3 separate regions of the Mus musculus genome follow, and all the other regions are linked to region 1. The links are chromatin contacts, found by Hi-C or POLR2A ChIA-PET in ENCODE. All regions are on one chromosome and are shown on one strand. Each heading gives the region's core, a stretch centred on a gene start or an enhancer-like site at or near the end of the contact. The rest is flanking DNA. Distances are from core to core; before and after follow the strand shown.

Region 1 (4,164 bases), core at 172-2,671:
AGACATGGAAGGTAAGAATTGAAACTATCAAACTTGCACAAGAAAAGCCCACACTCAAGTCAGCATCCTGGACTTTGATGTGGAGTGCGGTCTGATAAGTTTATCCCTCTTCTCAGCCTCCTCCCACTCGTCTTTCCCAAGCTCTCTCCAGCTACATCTTTTCCTCTGCTTTCAGCCCACCAAGAAAGGTGCCAAGAAAGGTCTGGCTTTCCTCTTTGACTTTGTTTCTCCTCTTACCCACCTGACTACACAATCACTTTATGGTTGGGGGTGGGGCCAGGCACGGTATGGGGTACTGTGCAATATAGGATAGCCTCCGTTCCACAGAGGTCTCAGAGACTTCAACAACCTCCATGAGTGCAAGAGGGGAAGGGTGATCCTGGCAGGATCTAAAAACAGAGGGCCATTGAGTTGAATGTCCGATAGTAACCCCAGAGGCAGATGGACCTGTTGCCAAGCCAGTCTTAGATTCACCTTCTAGATCCCCTGCGGACCTGAATTTTGCAAAATCCAGCCCGTTCGCCTTCCACCAATTCCCCACCAGGATTTCCCAGAAGGCTGGCACTTGGAGTGAGTCGGGATAATCCTCGGGAGCGTGGGAATCTGAACTACTAGGAAGTCTCTGTCGGGCAGCCATTGTGGACCTTCTTAGACAGGAGTCCAAGCAGGAGCGAGTCCTGGCCAGGAACCAGCTTTCCTTCTCCGCCCCCTGGTCTGGCAGGAGAGTCCCACATATGGCTGCCCGCTCTCAGGCTCCTCTCCCCGGCGCCCAAGGGTGGCCATCTTCCACTTGGGGAGCGCCGAACACGAAGGCTGGAGCGCCCCCTTTGGAGAGTCCCAGGCTCCGGCTGGAACAGCGCGCAGTATGCGCTGTGAACATGCACCGGGCACAGTTTACCACTGATGGGACTTCCACAGAGGTGCTAAGGCCTGGCGTCCAAAAGGCTCGGCCAAAGTCTGCCCAGTTGACCCAGAGGAGAACGATTCCAGGAGGGAGGTGAGGGCAGTTGGTACACTTTCTTTCCCTGCTGAACGTCCTGCGCTCCTTTAAGAACCGGGGATCTGTTTGGCGCCCAGGGACCCCGGGCTCCTGACACCAGCCTGCAGCAGACAAGAGTGGCTGGCACCCCCAGACTCTTACCGTAGCATCTTCTCCCGAATAGTGTCCGATGACACGGTGGCCCCCCGGGTGCCGCTGGGACCATTTGGTAACGTTGTAGACCTTGCGGTCGATGACGAGCCACCGGTCGGTGCGCAGGTTGTGCTTCTGAATCTCCTCCCAACGGAAGGTGGGCATCGGAGCCTGGCGCTCGGTGCTCCCCTCTCCCTGGTTACCTCCCTTCCCCATGCTGCCAGTCTACCCGGATGCCCCGTGCGCTACGGCCTCCGGGCGCCCGCGGCTCGCAACACCGACGGTCCCTCTCCTGGCCGCAGTGTGCGGTCGGCGCCCTCCTCGCTTTCGGCTTTTGTCTTCTACTCCTCCTCCCACCGTGCCTCCTCCCCTCGCTTTCGCTCCTCCTCGCCTTCACTAGCTAGCCAGTACCCCTGCCTTCCCTCAGGAGTACCCCTGGCTTCCCAGTGCCCCCAAGCGGTCCCCTTCCTCCGCCCACCCTAGGCCCGCCTGCTGTGGACTTTTGCCTCCGGTGAAAACTCCAGGATAGCTCAGGGCCTCGCTGCCTCCTCCCCCCACCCCTCTGGCTCCCCCCGTTCCCGGCTCCGCATCCTCCCGAGTTCCCCGCCACCCGGGTTTCCACAGTGATCAGCAGAGCGCCTGCACCAATCAGGGCTCGTCGCCCCGCCTGCCATTGGCCCAGGAGGATCTTTCGAAGGCCAGCGGGCTGGAGCGGCGGGTCCGCGGCTTCCCCCTCCCTCGCGCCCGCCCGCATGGAGTTAAGCCCTGCTGGGCGGTCGGCGACGTGTCTGACCTCCTCCTCCTCCCTTCGCTGCCTGGAGCCGGGGAAGCGGGAGTAGATCTCTGAGAAGCTGGGAGGGGAGAGCGGGGGGCGGGGGGGGGGGCGGGGGCGGCAGCTGGGCTTTTCTTTGCGCGCTTCAGAGCGCCAACGCGCTCGGCCGGGGATTTGCACCTGATGCTCGCACAAAGGAGGCGCAGCGGTTATGGTGAACAACGCTCGGCCTCCGGCTAAACAAGGCCCCCTCCTGGGCTGTCATGACTAGGTGATATTTCTGCCTGGCTAGATGGGACTCAAGTCTCCTGTATCTCACATTGTCTAAGAGATCCATATTGTTTATTGCTTTCCTGAAACCTTCCTAGAGAAAGGAGCCAGGAGTGGGTCTCTGTTTAACCAGGGCTCTGAATCCTTTCAACTTGGTCATCTTGGAAAAGAACGGTGGAATCTCTGCTTTCTTCCTCGTGCTAAGTGCCGCGGGAGTGGCTTCTGGGGAGGGTGCCAGGATAAACTGGACACCTTTCTTGTCTTCGACTGAGAAAGAGTTCACAAGCCTGGTTGGGAAACATGAAAGCAATAAAAGCCCGCGATTGATTTGACAGTAGTACACCACTTGCAGGCAAGAGAGACACTGATACCAAGGGAGTATAGTAGGAAGAAAGGCCCTATTCGCTAAAGTCTCACCACAATCCTATGATATTGTTATAGCTAACTTCAAAATGAAGAGTCTGAGGGTAAGAGAGATAAAATGGTCAAGACATACATGCTTAGCTAGTGGCCCTGTTTGGCCTCTTCCATGACCCTTTCAAGACTTTGGGCTCCCTAGCTCCACATGACACTGGTCCAAAGGAAGTACCTGGTGCAGGGGGTAATACATTCCCATAGTCCCTCCCATCGTATACTCCTCTCATTCTGTCCTGGCATCCATCAGGAGCAGCCTTTCTTCATTCCACAAACTCCAGACTCAAGGAGTGTTGAGTGAAGCTTTTCCGGCTTAGAGGAGAGGAAACAAACATCCAAACAGATGTTCGTTTGGCCTGCCCAAAAGATAGAAGTGAGTGAAGTAGGTGTGCTGGTCGTGTCCATACTGTCATCCATCAGAAACCTGAGGCAGGATATTGCCATGAGTTCAAGGCTGGCCTGGGACACGACTATGCATAAGGAGCAAGACTGTTGTCTTTTGTGCATGTTAACGATGGAATATAATAAAGTCAAGAAAGCTGTTTTGTATTTGTTTGTTTGTTTGTTTGTTTGTTTTTCAAAAGATGGATTATCACAATACACAGATAACTTTAATGATAATTTTTTTAGAGTTTTAAAGCTCAGAGGGATGACTGACAGCTGACAGGGAACCCCAATAAGTGCTTCACAGCAGAAGCTTGGAAGGCCGAGAAAAGACCAAGTGAGAAGGCCCCAAGAATGGGCTACAGCGGACTCCCAATGAAGACAGGAGTAAACGGACAGCCCAACCAGGGCTGCTGTGAGTAGAGTTCAAGTTGGTAACATTCCCACTTGCTTAAAGACAATGGAGATGAGCATTAGAAACCCACCAATCAAGGGTGTACCACGGTGGGACCTGCGATATGCAAAGAGAACAGCAGGCTTGGGGCTGCACCAACCAAAAGAATAGTCACCAAATGTACTAGGCCCTGAGCTAGATTGCCGGAGTGGTGGTGCACACATAAAATTCTAGACTCAAGAGGTAAAGTCAGGGTGACCCAAAATTCAAATTTATCTTTGCTACAGAGTAGGTTCAAGGTGAGCTCTTGAGACCGTGTCTGGAACAAGGAAGGGAAGGGGGTGAGAGGAAGGGTTGAAGAGATGGTAGGGTGTATCAAGAAGCAATCCATGGATTGCTGTTTCAGAGGACCCGAGTTTGATTTCCAGCACCCATGTTGGCTGGCTCACAAGTGCCTGTAATTGCAGCTCCGAGGGATTCAACACCCTCTTCTGGCCTCCTTGGGTACTCACATGCACACACCCACACACAAGCGCACATCATTAAAATAGTTTCTATGTTTTTGTTTTCCCAAAGAAAGAAAACTACAGAGGCAGCTTAAGGCCAGAAAGGGATGCAGGCAAAGTCAAGGGAAACAGCTGGGGAGGGGACAGGAGCCTGGATTAGGCAATAGCTATAGGAAGCTGACAGCACACCAGACGTGGCCTGACACTGTCCTCCCTGACTGGCTGTTCTTCCTGCTTGGATGGGCTGATGAGACCATTTGCCCAGGGAAAACCTTACAGTATCCAACCTACC
Region 2 (4,247 bases), core at 1,206-3,705, 41 kb before region 1:
ACATCTGCAGGAGCCTCTGGATTATGGGATGGGAAAGCCTATATATCTATACTGGCTTTCTACAGCCCTCTATGCAGGAGAGCCCAGTAGTGGGAGCTCTGCTACACTGGGTATTGCATAACAGTTGTGCTGAATATGCAGTGACTCAAGTGTGGCCATTCTGTCCCTAAGTCCTTTAAATATAAGGACTATTTCTTGAGCAGGAACTAACCTCTCACTTGGCCTCAGGATCTTCATCTGGACAATGGGTACAGTTGACAGTTGACTGCACTATCAACCTTTGAACAGCTCAAGGCAGAAGTTTTGCTTTATCTTGATTCTCTCCCCAAAGTGTTAAGGATGCTCCCTTCAAGCTAAGCACTGCAATCTGGGAAGGCACCCCTTCCCTAGTGCTTTACATCCAACTCAGTGCTGTAGGCATGCTAGGCAAGTACTCTACTACTGTCCTAAACCCAAGTTTGGTGAGAGAGGAGAGGGGACAGTGGACTCTGTCAGCCCCAGCACCGACACCCCATGGCTCCAAGCTGGGCTACAGATCTTTAAAGAGGTCTCAGAAGCTTTAGGCTGTAGCAATCCCAGCAGAAATGCTAAACTGGGCATCTCCTGTAGGAGCTGAGGCCTCATCACCAGCTGTGGGGACTACCCCACCCTCTCTCCACTCCCTGTGGCCTCCTTGCCTAGGGGAGTACCAGTGAAGCCTCCTGGATAAAGCGAGGGAAGGAGAGGTCCCATCGCGTCTGGGTACCTCCCTTGCTCTGTTCCATTCAGCTCTCCCTTCCCTGGGATTAGGTGGATGGGGCTAAGTCACGTGTCTGCTAGGACTTAAGGCTGCTTGACCTCAAGGAAGGAATTCAAGCTCTTAAATCCAAAGTAAATCCAAAGTGTCGCTTTCAACGCGATGAGAAATAAAAAGGATGCCCTAGAAAGGCTTGCGCCAAAAGGCAGAAATGTATTTAAAAGCTTTATGCGTATGACCCCATGCCTCTGGGCTAAACTGTTTTGTTCTCTGAGACAAGCCCTTTGCTTTCTCTGGACTTTATTTTCTTCCTCAGGTAAGGGCTGAAGATCCCTTGAAAGCTACTTCTAAGCCCTGTTATATATACTTGTAGTCCAAGGTACTTAACAGAAGGATCACAAGTTCAAAGGCAGCCAAGGCGACTTATTAAAATCCTGTTTGAGATGATAATAAATATTTTAAGGGTCTGGGGATGTAACTCAGTAGGAAGTCTTCTAGCATGTGTTCGCCGAGTCAAGCTCTAACACACACACACCACTACTTCTTGCCTCAAAAGCAAATTTCTTATACCCAGAGTGTATCACACCATCTTTCTGTACTTCCGTTCCCTGCAGAAGTCCCCTTTCCTATCCAAACTTTGATGATCCTAGTCCCACATAGATATGGCATTCCCTCAGCATACTGTCTGAAAGCACTTGGTCTCCACTCTGGCAAAGTCAGATTTCTGTTGGTGTCTCTGACGTGCTTAGAGATGTGTCTTGCTCAGAGGAAATCACCCAGCCTGCAGCACCATCCACGGGTATCCACATGACTGACTGCAGCTTGGACTGTGTTTCATGCTGCCCCTAGTGGTAGCCATGGGGAATGTGCTCTTTCCCTCCAAATCCAGAGTTATCCAATAAAATACCCTGCAGAGACCCCTGCCTTTAGGTCTCTTCCTTCTACCCAGAGCCCATTACTGATAGGTCATTTTTGTCCCACCTTCCCCTGTCATCTATGCTATAGCTCCTGGCAGTGGGTCACCTCCACTCACCTGAGTCCGTCTTCCTGTAGAGATCACAGACCACACTTATCAAGAGGACAGGAAAAGGCCATGGTAGTACCTTTGAAAGACCCCACTGTCTCCCTTTCTATTTTCTGTCCAACAGTCCTGAATCCAGAAAGAAAGGTTCCAGAGGGAAGTCACGGCTTGTTTGTCCTTTCGGTCAACCAATAGCTAAGAGACTCCAGTGGCCAGCTCCCACGAACCAGCCTCTGCCTTTGTGGGTGCGGCTGGCGGTGGGGAGATAAAGGCCTTGCGAAAGAACGATGTGTAAACATACTTTGTCCTTAAAACATACTGTGTTCTTAAAGACACCAGTACTTTCCAAGCCCTGTTTCCTGTTACTAGCTCCCTTTAGGCATTATTAGCTCTTGAACCAAATGGTTTGAAGCAAAACCCAATTAAGTGCCTTCCAAGTCCCCACCCCACCCCCACCCCCCCACCCCCAAAAAAAAGAAAGAAAAAAAGAAAAAGGCTTGATTCTGGCAGGAGGCAGTGGAGCCACTGTGAAGTCCTGAGACACTGGGCAATTTTATGTTTCATTTATCTGTGAACCCAGTCTGCCTAGAAATGCGCAGTCCTGTCAGTCAAAAGAACACCAGTGTCCAGATCGTACAGCAAGTCTTTTCCTCCAGCCCATTCGCAGGTCACCAGATGACCTGCTGGGACCCACTGCTGTGTGATCTATCTCACAGCAGCAGCTGTCCTCTGAACAGTACTTTCCAAGCCAGCTGAGCCGCAAGAGGCCCAAGGTATGGTTTCCCAAGTGGCTGTAATCTCCTTCTGTTCCATGACCTTCTTGCCTGAGGCCTTCTCCTCCCTCCCAGTGGCCCCGAGGGCTCCTCCAGCTATACACACAGACAGACACGTACAGAAACCTCTGGGCTTCCAGTTATACACACAGATAGACACGCACAGATGTTCAGGCTGCTCCAACAGCCCCAGAGAAGCCTCTGAGTCTGCTGTCTGGCATAAGCTCATACTACCTCAAAGATAGTAGGGGTTTTGTTTTCAATAGCACCTCATTCCTGATCATCTCTTTCACCTGAACTAACTGCCCCACTGCCTGCCTCTACCCCTGGGGCCAGCCTCCCGTACAATATGACATTTGGTATGATGGGGTAAAGGGGAAGAGATGGCCCAGCCAACTGGTATTCCCCATGTATGCTCTGATTCTTCTGCTGACACTGTGCTGCCTCAGGGTGAGTATCTTCCCCTCTCTGGTGTCAGCTTCTTGGCCTGTGAGATGTTAGGGTTTCATTAGGCTGGGCTTTTAAATATTAGAGAAGTCCATGACTTGTTAGGGGACAGAACCCACCCCACAACTTTGGGGATATTGGCCAATAGCCTCAGTTGAGCACTGTAACAAGAGAGGAGCTATTCATGTAGAGAGCAGGGATGTATGTCTTCTGCTCTGGACCTTAGGTAGCGCTCAAGGCAGAAGCTAGGAGTGTATATGAGAAAACACAAGCTCATGGATGTGAGCCTAAATTTACCTTCACATCTGAGACACCTATCCCTGCCGGGTTCCCTTCAGTCACCCTCCCACTCCCCAGATCTCTGGGTGTCAGCTGCCATAGACCCCACATTCACAGTTGGCAGGGTTTGGCCTGAGGCATTCTGGGTATTGGGGGGCCAGGTCCTGCCCAAGCAGCAAGTGGAAGACAAACATAGGTAAGTTCTGAAGGTGTGTTCAAACAAGTCTGCCATCACCAAAGTCTCCAGGGGGCTTATCAGTCAGGTGAAGCCAAGGCTCTTGGAGACTGACAGAAATCAGCCTTGGAGGCATTCTATCCCATGATTTCTTTTCCTCAAGGAGGAAACTGTGGCAGTGAGTACCCTGGAGATGAGGTGGAGGAAGACTCACGCAGGGCCACTCAGAGGATCAGTGACAATGTCTGCCATCCCAAGCCTTGTACTAGTTACAGTGTGGTCACTGGGAATCACCCCCCACAGACTTCCTACTATCCCTCCATACTTATATGGATAGGTTCTGGTCACCTATGGAGATGAGATCTTTGCTGGAGCACTCCCCAACCTTGCTGGGAGCAGCTACAAGGCCAACAGAAACCTCGGGAGTATTGGCCACCCCATGCCTGATGGCTCTTCTGACACCTCTGGAGTGACATGGCCCTTTGAGCCTGTTCCGAGATGGATGCAGCATGGGTCCAATTGCAAGGTGAATTGGGCAGGTACCTCAGGTGCAGATGACTCTGGCTTCCCAGGCTGGAGGTCAGACCAGGGCGTAGGAACTGTAACCAGGGCTGGAACGATATAGACCTTCCCTAGGCTGTAGAGACTCCACATGGGCACAGCAACACAAAATAAAAGCCTCAGTCTCCAGACCCGTCACCGTCCTCTTAGAGAGAGGACCAGGGAGGGTTCTGTTCACCACTCGCCTTAACAGTCAGGCCCTGCTCTTGTGGGGCAGCACCGCCCTTCCTCCCAGACCCTGCATTACCACACCTG
Region 3 (4,122 bases), core at 453-2,952, 47 kb after region 1:
TACAGGAGTCCTAGAGTTTGATGTTTCATATTTTTGTATCTAATTCATTTGATTTCAATTTATGAAAGACTTAAGACCTTGGCCTCTTTTTTTCCAATGGAAATCCAGTTTTTGTAGCACCATTGGTTGAAAAGATTGGCTTTCCCTGTTGTGCTGCCCGGGATCTTCCACTGACGGTCATTGGCTACGTTTGTATGCATCTGTTCCAGAGCTCTGTATCACAGAGCGTTCCTATTTTCACAAACACCACAATCCTCATTACTGCAGTTTTATTGGGTGCTTGAAGTTGTTGTTGTTATTATTGTTTGTAGGAAAACATGGATGTTTTCAAAACCAGAAAATATATATGAAATATATATTTTAAATATGAAAGTACATTAAAAATATACATACCCTACCCACAGAGAAATAACTGCTTTTACTAGAGTTGTGTCTGCCCTTCAGGGTCTCTGTGTGTCTCGCAGAGTCAGCAGAGAAAGCAGCTAATGCATAGCTGTGTGTAAGAGGGTGAGTTTGGTGGAGCAGAGGCCTAAGGGTAAAGGAGAAGCAGGCATGGCCTAGAGCCAAAGAATGAGGAGGGTAAAAATGCTCCCACAGAAGAATCTAGGTGATCAGGAGGACAGAACTCAGAAAGACTTAGGCAGCTTTTTGGATCTGATGTGCAGGAAGTCTGGAATGTAGAATCAGCCAGGAGGCTGGGGTTTGTGGAAAGGGAAGTATTAGGCAAAAGTGAGTGTGGAATGTAGCTCAGTTGGTAGGGGTATTTATCCAGAATGCTCAAAGCCCTGGGTTCAGTTCCTAGCATCTCATAAACCAATTGTATCTTCCAGAACTCATGAAGCAAAGGCAGGAGAATCAGAAGTTCAAGGACATCCTCCACTACAGGTCAAGATTGAGGCCAGCCTAGGTTATATGAAATTCTATCGAGAGGAGGAGGAGGAAGATGATGGTGATGAGGAGGAGGAAGAGGAGGAGGAGGGAGAGAAGGAGGAGGGAGGAGGAAGAGAAGGAGGAGGAGGAAGGAGGGAGAGGAGGAGAAGGAGGAAGAGAGGGAGGGAGGGAGGGAGGGAGGAAGGGAGGAAGGGAGGAAGGGAGGGAGGGAGGGAGGAAGGGAGGGAGGGAGGGAGGAGGAAGTGCTGATACAAGAGGAAAAATCTACATATAGTCCAGAAGGAATCAAGCAAGGAGTTAGACTTGAGCTTAAGGTTGCTAAAAGGCCAACAAGTTGTTAAGCTACGTTATACAGCCATTCATTTAGCAAGTATTTATGGAGTATCTGCTGTACAGCAAGCCCTGTTCCACCCACTGGAAGTACTGTTGATACGAGAAAGAACAACCTCTTGACCCCATAGTAGTTATATTTTATGTTGTAAATTTTATTTTCTTTAGCATCACTGGGCATTGAAACCAGCCAGGCCTCAGGAGTCTAAGCAAGCACTCTACCACTGAGTTACCCAACCCCACCATTGTCTCCTAGCTGGAGAGTTAGATTCAAAGGTTATGAAGAAAGAAAAATAGGGTTATAGAAAATAACAGGAAACAGGATGAGTTGAGCTGTGTGGAGACGCAGGTTGTGGGCTTCGTGAGAAAGGTGGGAGCCAAGCACAGTTCATCTTCCCTGGAGGAGCACGGAGTTTTCCCATGTCAAACACAGCTAAGAAACAGCAGGGCTTGGTATTTATAAAGCTGCCCTTAAATGGAAGCACACAGGACTGCTGGTGCCACTTGGTGATGTAAGCCTGAGTTTTAAAAAGCAATGAGTGCTGTAGCCAGGATTTGGTTTCTTTCTCAGTTCTGGCAAGACCTTCCTTTGTACCGAGAGATCGGAGAGCAGGGTAGGAGCCAAGGTAAATGGGCAGCTTGCCTTGGGTCAGGTCACACTCCACAAGTCCCGTATCATTGGCCACATTAGTTAGAAACCCAGAGTGGGAGCCCATGCCTTTAATGGAGGGAGTACTTCCTCTCTTTGCCGATCTCTAGTCCAGTGTATGGCATCAGCAATAAGGAATCAATGGCCTTTCTGAAACAAGGGCATTTATTTAAGCTGATAACTAATGGTAAGAAGGAGCCAGAAGATAAGAGTTCTAAGATGACAGAATGGCGGCGGGGGGGGGGGGGGGGGTGCACAGAGCATGTGCAGCACAGAAGGGCAGCATAGCTGGGCTGTGCAGTGAGCAGGACATCAGAGGGAAACAGTCGTTAGGTCACAACAGTCGTTAGGTCACTCAAGCTCTTAACAGTCTTATAAGATGTTTTTAATTATATTCAGAAACCACAGAGGGGTCAGCAGTATGACATGACTGTGGGTTATCCACAAATACTTGGCAGATTCAGGGCAGTCCCTTCAGCTCCTGTGTTATAGGAGCTCTCAGGATGAAGCCTGCCAAATGCTTTTCCTGAATGGATTATGAAATAGTCACATGGCGTTTCTCCTTTGTTCCAGTATTCTGTTGAATAACTGCTGATTGATTTCCAATAATTGTCTTAGGTTCTTAGGATAAAGTCTACCTCTCCATATCTTGTTAATTTATTTTGTGTGGGTGTGTGTTTTAAGCCTGTATTCTTGCACATGTGTGTGTACATGTGTATACAGATGTTCATGTGTATGTAGAAACTAGAGATTGGTACTTGGTGCCTTCCTCTACTACTCCCTTAATTTTTAACAAAAAGGTATTTCTCTCTCTCTCTCTCTCTCTCTTGAGTGTAGTGTGTGTGTGTGTTTCAAATATCCATACTCACTGAGCCATCTCCCCAATTCTTAACTGAATGCTAGTGAAAATACAACACATCAAGTTTTGTGGGACACAGAACTTTAAGACGTGTGTTTTAGGAAAAAAGGTTTAAAATTAGTGAAATATAAAATTCAAGTAGCAAGCTGGGTGTGGTTGTAGTTGCATTCTCATGTAAATACATCTGTTTGGGAAATTGAGGCAGGGAGATCTCAAGCTCAAAGACAGCTTGAGCTGTACGATGTACAGTGAGGCTCTGTCTTTTAAAACAAACTGAAACGAGATGAAAAGAAGTGGAGTGGGCACAGCTCAGTGCTCGAGAGCTTGAGGCCTGGCTCACCCCAGTGCCCACCCCCATCTGCATCCCCCAAGCCAAACAAGACAAAAGACAAACAAAACCGGTGCTTTTATTTGTTTCTGATATTCTAATAGAGTCATATGCCTATACTCATAAATGTATTGGTCTCTAGTTTCATTTTCTCATAATATCTTTGTCAGCTTTGGATTTTGGATTTGACTAGATTTAAAAACACAATTTAGAAAAATTTACCTTCTCTGTTTTCTGAAACACTTTGTGTGGCGTGGTATAATAAAATTTACCCATGAAGATATCTAGGGTCAGAATTTTCCTTGTGAAAACAATTTTGAATAAGATTTGTTTGGTGAATATAGTGATGGTTAGGTTTTGAAATTTCCTCTGTTTAACAGAGTTGTGTTTCTAGAAGAATCTCTCCATTTACTCCAAATCAGTGAATTTGCTGATGAAGTTATTCATATGAGCCCTTTAAGTCTGCAAGTTCTGTACAGAGTGATGCCTCTTAATATCTAACTTTCTGACAATTTGTTTTCTTATTTTATTCCTTGCTTGTTGGTGGCATTTATTAATTTGTTTGATTTTTAAGTAGTTTTTATTAAGTTTTCTTTTGTTCACTTGGCCCATCCCCTTAGTCTCTCCAGAACAATATATTCTATTTCCTCCTTGAGAGATCCTCCCCTCCCTCTAATCCCTTATTAGGTACCTAACCTCTGTGGTAATATGGATATGCAAAGGCTTCGGGCTAACGTCTACAAATAAGAGAAAAAATACAATATTTGTCTTTTGGGGTCTGAGTTACCTCAGTCAGTACATTTATTTTCTAGCTCCAACCATTTAAATGCTAATTTCACAAATTTTAACAGCTTAATAGTATTCCATTTGTAAACGTGCCACATTTTCATTAACCATTCATTTGTGGATGGGCATCTAGGCTGTTTCCAATTTCTGGCTATTATGAATAGAACAGCAATGAACATAATTGAACAAGAGGTACTTGCTCAGTTCATCTTTAGAGCAAGTACTTCTTAAGTATGATGAAGCATCCTTTTGGGTTTATGCTTAAGAGTGGCACAGCTG

What was found. Hi-C counts contacts between places; a loop is a spot of excess contacts on that map. ChIA-PET counts read pairs that join two places held with the same protein, here RNA polymerase II (POLR2A).
Region 2: a loop to region 1 is called in a map of left cerebral cortex, with 2.2 times the contacts of the local background. The contact joins the enhancer-like site here to the promoter of Fads2 in region 1. A Hi-C loop is called at or near these places in 7 of 37 maps with a recorded cell type or tissue (adrenal gland, gastrocnemius, heart and 1 more). POLR2A ChIA-PET finds 5 or more read pairs at or near these places in 1 of 5 experiments (Patski).
Region 3: POLR2A ChIA-PET joins it to region 1 with 31 read pairs in Patski. The contact joins the enhancer-like site here to the promoter of Fads2 in region 1. POLR2A ChIA-PET finds 5 or more read pairs at or near these places in 4 of 5 experiments (Patski and embryonic stem cell).

The regions. Positions count from the first base shown.
Region 1 is chr19:10,100,082-10,104,245 of GRCm38, forward strand. It overlaps Fads2 (fatty acid desaturase 2), which reads right to left and starts at 1,422. Exons shown (of 12, transcript NM_019699.2): 1 at 1,142-1,422. The coding sequence starts at 1,348.
Region 2 is chr19:10,058,461-10,062,707 of GRCm38, forward strand. Fads3 (fatty acid desaturase 3) reads left to right here. Exons shown (of 12, transcript NM_021890.3): 12 at 1-1,211. Among named protein-coding and RNA genes, the nearest start is that of Gm29917, 13 kb to the left of the region's middle. Within about 2 kb of position 2,456, at least 1 of the 3 ENCODE cell types and tissues checked has a DNase peak (open chromatin) inside an H3K27ac peak, as active enhancers do; it is heart, where a contact is called at or near this core.
Region 3 is chr19:10,147,014-10,151,135 of GRCm38, forward strand. No RefSeq gene overlaps it. Among named protein-coding and RNA genes, the nearest start is that of Fads1, 34 kb to the right of the region's middle. Within about 2 kb of position 1,703, at least 1 of the 3 ENCODE cell types and tissues checked has a DNase peak (open chromatin) inside an H3K27ac peak, as active enhancers do.